Linked DNA regions of Homo sapiens: region 2 is linked to region 1. Evidence: chromatin loops called from intact Hi-C (ENCODE). Cell type or tissue: CD14-positive monocyte. All regions are shown on one strand.

Region 1 (8,000 bases):
AATTATAAAAATAAAGATCTCATCCTAATATGTTATACCCCAGAAACTTATATTTACTTGAATATAAACATATAAGACAATTTTCCTGGCATAATCTAACAACAGAACTTGACTGAAGATTTGGGGATTACTGCTGTCACTTCTGACTGGGTGTAGTTTTAAAGTGTCATGTGTAATTCAACATACTGGATTTTCCAATCCACATCAAGGTACTGAAAAGCAAATTTAAGAATGTAGGAAATTTCTATTTTGTTGGTGGAAAAAGCCGGGAAAGTGCTCACAAACACTCCTAAGTGCCTTTGAGATTAATTATCATGTGTGTCAGCAGCTCCTCACAGACCATCCACACCAATGAAACCCCTGGCTCTGACAATTAGGACAACAAAATGACCTCATTCACTTCCCAGCTCACTAACTTCTATAGCACATTAGATGAAAATTAAGAAAAAGATATTATATTTAAACAGAAGTAAATATTAATTACAACACTACAAAGAAAAATGTATTCTGTGTAAAATATAATCTTCCAACAAGGTCTCATTGTATCTTTATCCTTACCTGATCTCTCTGTTGGTACTCCTTAGTTTTGTTGTTTCTGAAGGGAGATCCCTGCTACTCCACCCTGGTCAGATGTGTAAGTTTCCTCACACCTTTTTAAATTTCCCAGACTTGTAAATACACAATAGGGATATCTGCGTCTTAAAGATTTAGCAAAATCTGGGCTGATGGGGATATTTTTTCTTTGTGTGTGTGACTACATTTTAAAGCATAAATTCAACCTCTTCAATGGTTAAAGTTTTATGTCTTCTTAAGTTTCATAGGAATATTTACATTTAATATTTGAAGAAACATACTTGTATTTTTCTAGAAAACTGTCCATTCTGTTTCAAAATTACACTGGCATAGCACTGTTCATGGTGGTAAGATTTCACAATAGATGTACATTCACTTTTTCATTTCTCAGATTCCCCACATGCTTTGAGGGTTATGGAATTTTTTTTTTTTTTTTTTTTTTGAGATGGAGTTTCGCTCTTGTCACCCAGGCTGGAGTGCAATGGTGCAATCTTGGCTCACTGCAACCTCTGCCTCCTGGGTTCAAGCAATTCTCCTGCCTCAGCCTCCCGAGTAGCTGGGATTACAGGTGCCCGCCACCACACCTGGCCAATTTTGTGTATCTTTAGTAGGTACGGGCTTTCACAATGTTGGCCAGGCTGGTCTCAAACTCCTGACCTCAGGTGATCCACCCACCTCAGCCTCCCAAAGTGCTGGGATTACAGGTGTGGGCCACTGCACCCAGCTGGAATTGTTATCTCATTTTTATTTCAACTTAGATTTTCCCAATCCCTAATGAGATTGAACATCTTTAAAAATCCTCATTGACCATTCATCATCATCATCTGTGAATTTTCTCTTCTAGTCTTTGATAATTTCCTACTAGGTTGTATTTTTATTACTGGTGAGCAGAAATTTTTAATAGATTATCTGTCTTTGCTTTTTCTGTAGTTTCATTACAATATGTCTAGATGGATATTTTGTTTTATTCATCCTGCTTGAGATAAATAAAGAATCTGTGGACTCTTTCATTATCCTTTCATCATTCTGGAAAATTTTCAGGCATCATATCTTCAAATACTGTCTCCATTCCATTCTTTCTATCCTTTTCATCTGGAATTCCCTCTGGGCATGGGACATGGCCATTGTCTGATTTTTTTTGTCCCTGTCTCTTAAACTCTGAGACAGACACTATTATTTAGATAGCCCAACAGTCATTCCCAAGCTCTCTCCCTCGCAGGCTTCCCACTAAAGAAACTGAAAACTGTTCATATGCTCACTTCCTCAAATGCCCTTGCAGCTGGGGACCATGTAACAGAGTACTGCCAATGAGCTGGAGAAACCCAGGGAGCCTTTCACTTTCATTCTTTAAAGGGAAAGATAGGAGGCACTTGCTCTCTCTCTTCCCCTTCTTCCTGCCCTGTAGGTGGAAGTGATGTCTGAAGTTTGGCAGCCACCTTCAACCACAAAGAACAAGCATGGGGACAAAAGGAACAGATTAAAGATGGTGAGAATGGAGAGGAGACACTCTGGGGCTTTGATTACAATACTGAGTGGTGAACCAGTTCTAAAACTACTATTGTTAAGAAAATTAACATTTTTATGGTTTAAGCAACTGCTGGTTGGGTTTTCCATTTCTTGAAGCTGAACACATACTAATTCAACCTTACCATTATATTTTATATTTTTTAATGTCTCTTTTATATTTTGGGTGATCTCCCTGTATTTATTTTCCAATTTAGTATTTCTCTCTTCTGCTGTATCTAATGAGTTTGGCAACACATATTGTGGTCTTAATTCCAATTTTTCATTTCTAGAAGTGTTAGATTCTTTTTACAAATCTCTTTTTTAAATAGAATCATTCTTTCCTTGTGGTTTCTATTCCTCCTTTTATCTCTTTCATGTTTAAATAGTCTTTTGGTAGTCTCTTATTTATCATCTCAAGTTCTGGTAGATAATCCTTTTGTTTGCTATATCTGCTGACTAGCTCAAGTAGATCATTTTCTCAAGTGTTCTGTTACTTTTTAGCAGCCATTGTAGTATCAGCCCAGGGGCTTCCTGCATCTAAGAGTATACTAAGGGCTTCATGCAGCACAGATATTATAAATTTGGACTCTAAACCTCATCTGGCCCTGTTTCCTTTCCTTGCAAGAGACTCTCTCTCTTTTCTCTCTCTCCTTTTCCTCTCTCTGCGCGCACGTGCGCACACAATCCCAGGTGGAAACCAGCTTCCTTATCACCTCCCTGGGCTGGCTGGTGGAGTTTTAGAGATTTCTGCTTTCACTAAGAAGATCAGCATGTTGTGAGCCTTGGCTTTATGCAGGCTTGCTGCTTGCTTGGCCCACCATCCCCCACCCACCCCTGCCGAGTTTTGCAGGCTCAGTTGTGCCTGGTTTCTGCTTTGTTTTACATTTCTGGCATCTGGGTATTTCCCATTCTTTATTAAGAGCTTAGCTATGTGTTGATATTTTTTAACATAGCATTTTATTCAGATTTCTAGGTGTTCTGAACAAGAGGGCTCTAATAATAATTCAGTCCACTGTGTTTCCAGAACTGAAATTTGTCCATATGAAATCTTATGCGATTGAAAATCTCTAAATCATATGTTGATATGTGATTATATCAACTGGATAACTCTATATTAGGTATTGAGAGCAACAGACTTTCGGCAAACAGATGTCAATGTTCTACGAGAAACTGTTTATCAGATGGCATAAAGTCATTTCTCATACAATTAAAGTATCACAAGGATACAAAATAGGATACGTACCAGGCTGGGTTTGATGCCTACACTTTCAGCCGCTTCAAATGCCAACAAGAGATTCCTCTTCTAAGTTAAAAAGACAAAGAGACTGGAATCAGTAATTTAAAATATATAGCTTTTGCCAGGAAAGAATATCAACTGATATTCCCATATAGATTATTCACTATTATAAAGCGAAGAATAGTAAGTCAAGTGTACAATATTTGATCTCAGTTTAAGAAAAAAAAAAATCAACAGGTTGCAACTGCACCAAAACTAACATTACTGATTGACACCTATCAAAGATAAATTTTTGTTTACCTTTGTCAAGATTTAGGTAATTCATACTTTGCAAGATTTATGGCATAAACATTCTGTTGCATAACAAAGTTGCTTAATCATGATGCTATATCAAAAAAATTATCAAAGTAATAAATGCATATATTATAGTATATATAGATTGTATTTAAATCAAATGAAAACCTGTTCCTTCCTTCAATCCTGGTCCTTCAGAGAACTACCTTTCAATTTCTGTTTAGTTATGGATTATTTCCGTATCTCTGTAATATGCTAATACGACTACTACTTGATTTCTAAAATGAAGGCATTTTCTACTGACTTCCTCCAGGACATATGAGGACTCAGGCACCATGCATCTGCCTCCTCCTTACACTATAGACACATAGCTAATTTTAGTGCCCGTATTAATATTAGCTATGTTTGTGACCTTAAATAATATCCTTGAACTTCTATTTTTTGTCCCACTGGGTATGGACAACACTTCCTGACTCTACTTTGTATGTCAGGAGTAAATTACCCTTTCTTCCCTCCACCTGGTCAAGTTGTACATTGTCACAGCTGAGAACCTTTGCTTCCTTCCCTGGAAGCACATTTAAGTCCTCGGCGCTCTCTGACTAGAATGATTCTGGAAGCTGAAAACCACAAGCGGCATCACAGAAGCCAGCTGTGGGCACGTGTCCTCTACAGCTCCACCATCATGACCTGAGCCACTCAAAGCATCATTTAAAGGAGTTCCTCTGTTACTCTACCAGTCGCCCAAAATCACCCCACATTTTAGTGTGCCCCAGATTTGGACCCTGCCTTTCTTCAAAAGTTTGTTTTTTTCCTACAGTTTCTGCTTGTTTGGGGTTTTCCTTACTGGGAGGGGGGCTTTGTGCCTCCTTCTCATCTGGCCTCTTGCCCATTCTGACTGTTGCTTTTAAGTCCTAACATTCTCCTTGTGGCTGCCGCCATTCTATTCTGACACAGAGGGCCTGCCTCATAGTTGGACCCTGGCTTCCTCGCACAGTTTCTCATCTTCTCCTTTATCACAGCCTCGAGCTCTTAATCATCTCATCATTCTATGAAACCCTACAGCCCCAAGCCCTCCAGAACCTCACTGATTTTTGGATTTTACCCCCATTCTATTGCCTAGGTTCCTTCTTAAGAAAGAATATGGGGAGACACATTTTCTGGATGTATGAAAATTTCTCCTTTCTACCATCACGTTCAGTTAACAGGCTGGCTGGACAGGGAATCTGAGGCTGAAAATAATTTCCCCTTAGAATGTTAATGGTAGTGCTCCACAATCATTCAGCCCTAGTGTGTGGCTTCTTTTGGGGACTCTTCCTGGCTATTCTCTGATGTTTGTTCATCTAGATGAACCTAAGAATCATTTGTTCATGCTTCTCCCATTCCAAAATTCATTTCAAAATTATTAGGATTATATTAAAATTAAATTGTTATATTAAGTATAATTGAGATATAAATGTTTCTCTACATATTCAGTTTTAAGTTCCTCAGTGAAATTTCCTTTTTTTGAGATGGAATCTCGCCCTGTCACCCAGGCTGGAGTGTAGTGGCTTGAGCTCAGCTCACTGCAACCTCTGCCTCCCAGGTCCAAGTGATTCTCGTTTCTCAGTTACCTCAGTAGCTGAGATTATAGACATGCACCACCACACCTGGCTTTTTTTTTTTTTTTTTTTTTTTTTTGTATTTTTAGTAGAGAAGGGGTTTCGTCATGTTGACCAGGCTAGTTTCGAACTCCTGGGCTCAAGCGATCTGCCTACCTCAGCCTCCCAAAGTGCTGGGATTACAGGTGTGAGCTATGGCACCTGGCCATTATGTTCCTCAGTAGAATTTCTTAATTTTTTTTTTGAGATGGAGTCTCGCTGTGTCACCCAGGCTGGAGTGCAGTGGCACGATCTCGGCTCACTGCCACCTCTGCCTCTTGGGTTCAACCAGTTCCCTTGCCTCAGCCTCCCTAGTAGCTGGGACTACACGCGCCCACTACCACGCCTGGCTAATTTTTGTATTTTTAGTAGAGACAGGTTTTCACCACATTGGCCAGGCTGGTCTTGAACTCCTGACCTCAGGTGATCCGCCTGTCAAAGTCTTCCGAACTGCTGGGATTACAGACGTGAGCCACAGCACCTGTCCAAATTTCTTAATTTTGTATGTTTAGATTTTATACATAATTATGTATTTTAGATTTCATACATCATTTTATACCCTTTTCCATTTCCCCCACGGCTCTCACTCTCTACCCTTGCTTGAACATCTAGAGCCTGAAGCGACGGGTTTTCCCTGACACTGAAGCAAACTCTAGGCACCAGGTCACCAAAAAAACAGAAAGATGTAGCCACCACATTTTCTTCCAGTCTGTGGCCCATGCCTTGGAAAGCTGTTGATCTGTGGTGATCCTGCCCAAGCTGCCATGCCCCTTCCTTGAAATTAAAGGAAAGGAGCGGGCATGGGCTGGAAACTGCACACTTGTTACCCTAACACTACTCTGTTCTGCTGAGAGGGGAGCTGTGAACTCCTGGCTTCCTTCCATTTAGCCCAAATTAATGGCAGCAATCTCCTATTTTGGTGCTATTGAGGTCTTTGTGTTTACTTCAGTCCTTTTGGTTTTTAGCCAGTTTTTAGGCCACCATTATTCCAGAAGTCAAATATTTTATGGCTTTTAATATGTAATGCCAAACATTGCTTTCTAGAGCGTTACCCCAATTTTTGGCTCCAGCAATAGTGTATAAGTGGCTATTTTCCTGTACTGTCTCTGCCAAATGTATCAGGCTAAAAATATTTTATTGTTTTAATTTGTATTGATTACTAGTAAGGTCTAACGAGAAAGCATTTTTAAACTCAACGTTTTATGCAAAAACCTTCTAGTTTGATTCTAATGAAACCACTTGTTTTCTTTCCTCTTTTTTTTTTTTTTTTTTTTTTTTTAGATGGGCTCACTACTGCAGCCTCAAAATCCTGGGCTCAAGGGATCCCCCAGCCTCAGGCTCTGGAGTAGCTGGGATTACAGGCATGTTGCCACAACGCCTGGCACCGCTGTGTTTTCACAGTGTGCTGCATGCTGTTTCTTCTATGTTCAGTATCTGTTGTGAAAACACAAGCGGAGCAAGACGTGGTGGCAACATGCCTGTAATCCCAGCTACTCTGAAGCCTGAGGTGGGAGGATCCCTTGATGAAAAACTGTCTCAAAATACCCTGAAATAGTATACAGGGTGACATAGAATACAGAGAGGGGGTGGTTTTTTATTCACAACAGTAACTTTTATTCATTTTTGCAGCAGCAGAACATCTGTGACCAAGTGTTATTATCCCAATGCTCTTTCATTTGATCACTGTCACCACCACTGTGCAGAGGCCACCTGGGAGGCAGAAGCCACAGACAAGCAGCAGCTCCGAAGGGCCTCACTTCCCCCACGGGCTGTAAGCTTCAGATGCAGCTCAGCCCACAGGAGCCGGGCAGGGTGACGCCATCACTGCTTCAGTCTGCCCTGGTCGGGGGATGATGGTGCAGGCCTGGGACCTTCCAGTTCCAGGACAGCCTAAGTGCCCAACCTGTGGCAAAACTCTTAGTCACCAGCAGGGATTGAGGGGTTGGGCCCGTTGGGCCTCACACTCAAAACCGACGGGAGAAAGATGCCAATCCTAGAGTTCCCCCTCTCAGGGTCACACTTCATTCATTTCAGATACTGACATAAGCAAGGTCCAGTCCACTACCTGAGTCCGTCTGGACTAAGCAGAGAGTTGCAAAGGCGGACAAGTGAATGCCCTATCTTTTTACTGAAAACAATAAAAACAAAAATGGCTGGGCACAGTGATTCACCACTGTAATCCCAGAACTATTGGGAGGCCCAAGCGGGTGGATCACCTAAAGTCAGGAGTTTGAGACCAGCCTGACCAACATGATGAAACCCCATCTCTACTAAAAATATAAAAACTAGCCAGGTGTAGTGCCGTGTGCCTGTAGTCACAGCTACTCGAGAGGTTGAGGCAGGAGAATCGCTTGGACTTGGGAGGCGGAGGTTGCAGTGAGCTGAGATGGTACCACTGCGCTCCAGCCTGGGTGACAGAGTGAGACTCTGTCTCAAAACAGCAACAACAACAACAAAATGACAAAATCTTTCATGGACTGTAAATCGCACCCTGTGATCATATATCTCTTTACTATCATAGAAGACATGCTTGTTAGTTTTTATCAGAAATTCTCTACTTAATACCAATGTCAGACATAGTTTAATTGCTTCCATCCAGGTGGGGACACCTCATAATTTCTATACATTCTGGGCTATCAACAACTCTATCACATACTTTTTAGATTTTGATTTTAATAGTTTTACAAACATTAAAGGCTTCTCTTGGTGCCCTTTCTGATGTAAGTGTAAATTAAAAAAAAAAAAAAATGCCC
Region 2 (8,000 bases), 50 kb after region 1:
CCTTAAAACCTCTTTTGATTATTTAAATCTCTTGCACATAAACAGGACAATATGTAGTATCTGGGGCTTTACATTAAACTTCTGAAACACATGACTTCATCTATTTGGGTCCAAATATATGCTGTACCCAAAGGTGTAACAAGACCTGAATTTATTCAGACTTTTATAAATCCTTCTATAATACCCATATTTGTGATTATAAGATTTATTAAAAAGCTATTACTCCTAAACTAGCCAATTTTGTATATTAATCCATCTACTCACTCGTAAGTTTTACTAAGTGAAATGCTATGTGTGTTGCACAATGCAAGGGGCTGGAAGAGATACCAAAATGTAAGTTGAACTTTTACTGTCAACTAAATTATAGCATAAATGGAGACAATGGCATGTACTGTGCAACAGTGTTCCACACTACAAAGCAGTACAAAAACTAAACACCCAAAAAAGTGTAAGACGCCAAAGTCAGAGAAGGGATATGTCAATGTGCCAGGTGTTAGGTACAACTTCATGAAAGGTTTGACCTTGAAGGAGAAGCAGTATTTGGAGTATGAAAGGAGAAAAGAAAAACGATTCAGGCTAGAACCTTATACATAAAGACTTGCAATCAGACATGGTCATGTTCTATTACAAAGGCAGAAACTAAAACAGGCTCAGGTGGAGGGAGGAACAGGGCCATTCTGGCAGGTGGGTGGGGTGGTGCTAAGTTGTGGGGCATCTAGAAGACCAGGATGAGGAGTGCAGATGACAGAGTCATGTGAGATTTCTGCAAGGTCTGCAGCAGGATGTGCTCAGTGCATCAGAAAATTAACCAACACAGAGAAGCAGGGAAGTCACAAGGGGAGAGGAAGCAGCTGAAAGAGGTTTGCTGTGGCCTGGGCGACCAGGGGCACTGGAAAGGGAGGAGGTGACAGAGGTGTGGGAACAAAGACAAGCTCTTAGTGACCACCCTGCTGGTCTTGCCATCCTCTCCCTCTGCCAACCATTCCTTTACATCCCTGTGACAGTCCTTCTTAAACACTGATTTCAAAATGCCTCTTCAATCCTTATATACCACTGTTTTCTGATGAATCCTCCTTAAAATGCAGGTCCAATCTCACTGTACAACCTCAAAATCCGAAACAAAATCCCACAAACTTGGTGGTACTCCAGTGCTTTACCAAAATAATGCACAAACCTCTTCCTTAGCAATGAAGACTACTTACAATATGCCCTCCAGATGGAATGTCCTAGTCACTTATCCATCCACCCAACAAATACTGACAGAGAGCTTGTTATGCATATGTACAGCAGAGTCCCGGCTCTCAGGAAGCCCACAGACTAGTTCAGACACATGACACCACCCACATTCCCTGATCACTATTCCACAGCGTGCTTGTAATGGTACCTTTAGAGCCCTTGGCAGAAACACCACTTCTCTCTAGACTTCTTGATCCAACTAACAACCTCTCAAGACTTTGCTTATGCAGTATTGTTTTTTACAGCCCTTAATTCCATTTTGCGCACTACTACTATCCACTGTCATCCTTTTAGACTCACCAAGGGCAGGCACAGTGTCTTAGTCATTTTCATGCAGGAAATATTTGTAGAAGTAAATTGGCCACGGGGACAAAACGGAAGGAAGAATAAAAGGTGATTAGCCCGATGTTTTTCTGATTTCTTATTGTTTGAAACACGATACCTGAGTTTGCTTTGTGGTTTCCATGCCCGGGTGGAAGCACTCAGCAGTCTTGTGTCCCCAAAGCCCAGAGACGGGGGTCTGCTCAGTGACTCTAGTGAGGGACTCTTGCGGAGGTGGGGGTCTGGCTTCAGGGTCTCAGTCCTTCCCTTTAGAATATCTGTGGGAACAACCACATAATCACTCATTCCCAAAGAAGCAGCTCTTGACTGCCATCATACTTCATTCTCAAATACAATACAGTTCTCATTTTATCCTCAAGTGCAAACATATATATAGTTTCTGAAGTAATAAAAATGCAATAGGGATGTGGATTCTACAGGCAGGACCACTACATCATTTACAGCATCTAGCACCAAATCAACCTCCTGCTCAAAAATCACTGTGAATTTCAAGATGATGTCATCAGAGCATTACACCAAGCATGTGTCCTTCTAAGGGCCTTGTGCAAGTGCCAACGAAGCCAGCCCTGTCCCCAGGTAGTATCTTTTGTTTTAACTGACAGACATCTGAGAGAGAGTGGCAGGAAAATGCCTCAAGTGATGATCAGACCACAGGCAGCAATAAACAAGAAGCTGGGAACCAAGAAGAACTACTTGACAAGAGAAAAGGCCATTCTAGCCATAGGGCCTGGCTTGCTAAACAAGAAGTAGGAATCACTCTTTCAAGGCTCCTTTCTGCTGTCATATTAGTCTGAGTCAAAAAACAGGTAATGAAATGAACTGAATCCTCCAGATGATACTTGTTTTTCTTTTTCTCTTCTAGAGACAGGGTCTTGCCGTGTTGCCCAGGCTGGATTTGGACTTGACCTCCTAATGATCCTCTGTCTCAGCCTCCCAAGTAGCTGGGACTACAGGAAAGTGCACCACCATGTCTAGCCAGACTATATTTCTCAAAGGACCATAAAAGTGCGGAACAGGAGACATCTTTCGAGACTGTCTAGTTTATATTTATAGAGGAAACTGGAGCTCAGAGAACTAAGTGCCTTGTTCTAAGCTACAGAGCAGACCAGGGACCAGGATGAGCCCACAGTTGCCGCCCATGACCTGTGAATAGTCACAGAAGAAAGTAATCCTTCCACAGCTCACTGCCACCAATTAGGGGCAGTAAAGTTGGGAGTGAGGCTAGTCAGCTCTAAATAGCAGAGAAAAACAGTATTTACATCCAAGGGAACAACAAGAACAGCACATTAATCTTTGGTTTCTGCAGCTTCCAATGACCTCAGTGTTGACAAGCAATTCCTGGGGATTGCTAGAAGCAAGTAATTGTCACTGTAATCCTTTGCTGTAATAACAGTAAATATAATCATCCAAGCAGACAGGTGCCTGGTGGGGGCTAAGTAGGGAGGGCTGTCAATGAGATATTAACTGCAGAGCAATAAGCTATTGTGGTCTCAAGTTCAGTATGTACCGTGTCAACTAAAAGAATGGTTTTGGCCGGGTGCAGTGGCTCATGCCTGTAATCCCAGCACTTTGGGAGGCCGAGGTGGGTGGATTACGAGGTCAGGAGATCGAGACCATCCTGGCTAACACGGTGAAACCCCATCTCTACTAAAAATACAAAAAATTAGCCGGGCATGGTGGCAGGCGCCTGTAGTCCCAGCTACTCGGGAGGCTGAGGCAGGAGAATGGTGTGAACCTGGGAGGCAGAGATTGCAGTGAGCCGAGCTCACGCCACTGCACTCCAGCCTGGGTGACAGAGCAAGACTGCATCTCAAAAAAAAAAAAGAATGGTTTCTTGGCCAGGCATGATGGCTCATAACTGTAATCCCAGCGCTTTGGGAGGCCAAGGCAAGAGGATTGCTTGAGGCCAGGAGTTCAAGACCAGCCTGGGCAACTTAGTGAGACCCTGTCTCTATCCCCCCACAAAATTTTTGTAATTAGCCAGGCATGGTGACATGCACCTCTAGTCCCAGCCACTTGAAGGCTGAAGCAGGAGGATCATTTGAGGCCAGATGTTTGAGGCTGTAGTGAGCTATGATAATGCCACTGCACTCCTGCCTGTGTGACAGCAAGACTCTCTCTCAAAGAAAACCAGAAAGAATGGTGTCTCTACACAATAGAAAACTTTAAGGCTAGTGGAACAGAGAGAAGAACAAATATTATCTACCAAAGGCTTACCTAGTTCACTTAAAAATGGTTGATAAGGTAAATTTTATATTATGTGTCTTTTACCACAATTTTTCAAAAACCCCACACCTAGCACTATGCGTGTCATCAAATTATTCCCTCTTTTGTGCTACACAGCAAGCACGGAGATGGTGAGCCAAGTGGGCTTCCTGCTGTGCTCTGGTCTCCTCCACTCCCCTCCTAGTATGGGACACTCAGGCCTGGTCTCCTGGAGCACGTACTCTCTCATTTCTCTACCTCCACTGAACTCTGTTTGTTCTTACACTCTTGACTTTACACTGGCCTTTGGTCTTCATTTCCTTCTGCTGGGAAGTCACTATCATGACTTGGAGTCCCACGTAAACTTTCACCACTTTAGAAAGCTATTACTCGAGCAATCACCAGCCTCAGCACCAAGAGGCACATGGTAGAAAGAATCAGGAGACTTCCTGGCCCCACAGCCATCCAAAATCGCTGTAGCCTTTATAAGTCACTCAATTTCTGTAGGGCTTGAATCTCTCCCATGTAAAACTCGAGGAATGGGCTCAGATCATCTTCAAATTCTCAATTGTCAGTGTTTACCCAACTCTAAAATCCTTATTTAATTCCATGAAAAAGCAAAGAAGATTCAGAGGGGAAAGTTCCCTCATAGAAACAACTATTTTAAGAACAAGCCTGATTGTGTTTGACCAAGATCTAAAGGAAGTACAGCTGTAGAAATTTTATTTTATGCTTAGAAACAAAAGGATTTCTGTCCATGTGACCCAGACTTTTGGCTTTCTATCCCTTCTACAGGGACCAGTAAACAGTCCATTCAGTGTTCTTTTTGCCTTTTTTATTTCCTAACAGTCACCACATAGACACATACATAGGTTCTAAGCCCCGTATTCTGGACAACCTTAACTTCCCACTAGGCTTGAGCACTGTTGTCCCTTTAGTTCTGGGCAGGCGAACTGGGTCAGCAGAGAACAGCAGGTGAGATGTGCACAGTAAACACTTCCACAGTGCTTGCCACACACCCAGCATGTTCAAGGCGCTTTAATGTGCTAACTCAATCCTTGATACAATCCTAGGAAGTGGACCGGATTATTTCCGTTTTAGAGATGAGGAGACTAAAGCACAGAGAAGTGGGGTGATGGGGCCAAAGCCAGGCTGAGCAGCAGTACTGAGACTCAAGCCCACGTGTCCCTTCTTGAGGGCTGCTTCACATCAGCCTGTGACACAGGAAATATGACGCCACGCAAATGTGATGGATGGGGACTGCTGGGACTGCTGAATGCAACCTCCACTTTACAACCAGGATTGGAGTTAAAACAAAAAACAAATACACACACACACACACACACACACACACACACACACACACACGGTGTAACAACAGGAAGAGGACTGCACCAAAAGACAAATACCTTTAAAGGGGCAAATTTTAAGAATTGCAGAAGTAGCAGACAAATTCAAAATCAGGTAAGATTTTTTCCCTTAGTTACTTTTTAAAGATTAGAAAATATGCTCTTGAGGTTCAGTTAAAAAACAATATGCCAGGCACAGTGGCTCACACCTATAATCCCAGCACTGTGGGAGGCCGAGGCAGGAGGATCACTTGAGACCAGGAGTTTGAGACCAGCCTGGGAAACAAAGCAAGACCATGTCTCTGAAAAAAGGAAAAGAAAAAAAAAATTGGGCCTGTCTCCCCAGCACAAGGGCACTGAGAAGTGCAGCTGGCAGGAGACACTTTTTCCTTTTGTCAGCTGCACTGCTGCATCTAACATTCATGATATGTACATTATTCGGGGTTGAAATCACTTGCAAGAAATGCCACTGATTATTTTTCTAAGCTCAGTTTCATGCAGAGAAATGAAGAAAAGTTAACTGCACGGAAAGATAAGTCAAAAGTTCTTTATGTTGACATAATTTACCTGAGAGGGGAAGGTCAGGAAGGTCCAAGCGTTGAGTCACCCCTCTGCTGGCTGGCCGCACACTGCTGTAAGTCGAATGCCTCTGTAAAAACCAGGGGGACACCAGCACGGTGAGCTCATAACATCAAGAATAGCACAAACACAGATGTGTGTGTGTGCATGCGTGTGTGTGCAACAGTTCTTAAACACAGTGGAATAACCAGGGGAGTTTTTAATTAACTCATTTATTTGAATAGGTAATACATGCAATAGACACTATCCCCAAAAGCAATGAAAAGGGCAAATAATGAAGAGAAAGTCTCCTTTTCCTTCCCATCTCCCAGTTCTTCTCTCCAAGGGCAATCATTATTAATTGGCTTTGTGAATATCTTTCCTGGAATGTTCTATGTATATTCAAGGATGTGTGTATAAGTATTCTATTTTTAATGGTTAATAGGTATATGAAAAGATGCTCAACATCACTAATCATCAGGGAAATGCAAACCAAAACCACAGTGACACGCCACCTCACATTTATTAGGAAGACCATCATCAAAAAAAAAAAACTGAAAAAGAACAAGTATTGGTGAGGAGGTAGAGAAAATGAAACTCCTGTGTACTGTTAGTGGGAATGTACAATGGTGCAGCCATTACGCAGAACAGTATGGAGGTTCCTCAAAAAATTAGAAATAGTACTACCAAATGATCCAGCAACACCACTTCTAGGTATTTATCCAAGAAAATTGAAAACAGGATCTCAAAGAGATACTTGCACTCTCTTGCTCATTGCAGCATAATTCACAACAGCCAAGACGTGGAAGCAACCCCAGTGTCCACCACCAGATGAATGGACGAAGAAAATGTGGTATAGAATATACAATGGAATATTATTCAGCCTTAAAAAAGAAGGAAATCCTGTCCCATGCTACAACATAAATGAGTTTTGGAGACATTATGCTAAGTCAAATACACCAGTCACTGAAGGACAAGAGCGGCATAACTCTATGTACGTGAGGAATCTAAAGTAGTCAAAATCACAGAAGCAGACAGTGGAGTGGTGGCTCCCAGAGGCCTCAGGGAGGGGAAGTGGGGAATTGTTCCGTGGATACAGAGTTTCAGTCAGGCAAGATAACAAAGTTCTAGAGGACAGAAAGATGGCAACAAGAGACACTGGGGAGTGCTAGAGGAGGGGGAGGCAAGCACTGAAAACCTGTTGGGTACTATGCTCACTACTTGGGTGATGGGATCAATCATACCCCAAACCTCAGCATCCCACAATATATCCATGTAACAAATCTGTACATGTACACCCTGAATCTGAAATAAAATTAAAAATTTAAAAAAAAATTTTTCTAGAGACCTGCCATACAATATTGTGCTTCTAGTTAACAATACTTAAAAATTTGTTAATAGAGTAGATTTCATGGTGTATTTTTTTTACTGCCATTTAAAAAAGCATTTCAGAATGCAAGTAAGCATGATATTATTCAAGGAAAAACCTTGAAAAACACCCTCTGTTTTTCTAAAAACACAACTGTTATCATAGCATTATATTGTTTTGTACACCATTTTGCTTCTTTCACTTACTGTATCTTAGAAGTCATTCTATACCCACCATCACCCACCATCTTGGCAGCTTCCTCTGAGAAGTGCCACAAGAGGCCAAGTAAGTGGCTCTGGGGACAGATGGCACCACCCACCTGTGAGACTCTGGGTTACTTAATTTTCTGTGCCTTATTTTCTTTATTTATAAAATGGCAACGATACTAAACGTACTTACCTCAAAGGGTTATGGGAGGATTAAATGAGTTAAATCCAGTTAGAACAATCAAAACACAGCCCAGCAGATAGTAAGCATTCAGTAGATCTTAGCTATTTTCATTACCATAATTTATTTTACTGATTCTCTATTGATATTCATGTTGATATTGATATTAGGAACAATGCTGCAATGAACAACCTGGTACATTTGCCTGTGCAGGGCCATTCTGAGGCTTTCCAGAACATTATTTTCTCTTAGAGGCTCTACTTCATAGCATATTAAACACAATTCCATGTATCCACATCCCACAAAAATATAATGGTCGTGGTATACAGTTTTCAAAAGTAGTTTTAAATCTTGCTTTTGAAGTTGGCTGAACAAAAGTGACAATATGGGGCATTCCTATCCCATTCACAATCCTGTGGGAAAGCATCCGATATTTCACCATTAAGTATGATGTTTGCTGTAGATATATAATACAGACCCTTTATCAGATTAAAGACTTTCCCTTCTATTCCTACTTTTCTAAGAATTTCCATCAAGAAAGATATTAATCTTTA

What was found. Peaks named below come from ENCODE experiments on the same cell type or tissue, not always from the same donor. Only the 100,000 strongest peaks of a DNase experiment are listed, where the experiment ranks them.
Region 2: it touches region 1 in a loop (2.2-fold over the local background); 10 of 110 quality-filtered maps call a loop at or near these places.

Annotation. Positions count from the first base shown.
Region 1 is chr17:20,301,405-20,309,404 of GRCh38, reverse strand. It overlaps SPECC1 (sperm antigen with calponin homology and coiled-coil domains 1), which reads right to left. Exons shown (of 15, transcript NM_001243439.2): 14 at 3,323-3,382. Among named protein-coding and RNA genes, the nearest start is that of FAM106B, 110 kb to the left of the region's middle. In CD14-positive monocyte, no CTCF peak of the experiment used is centred here; no DNase peak of the experiment used is centred here; H3K27ac peaks cover 635 bases.
Region 2 is chr17:20,251,286-20,259,285 of GRCh38, reverse strand. SPECC1 (sperm antigen with calponin homology and coiled-coil domains 1) reads right to left here. Exons shown (of 15, transcript NM_001243439.2): 10 at 5,700-5,781; 11 at 1,679-1,835. Among named protein-coding and RNA genes, the nearest start is that of FAM106B, 160 kb to the left of the region's middle. In CD14-positive monocyte, no CTCF peak of the experiment used is centred here; no DNase peak of the experiment used is centred here; H3K27ac peaks cover 1,109 bases.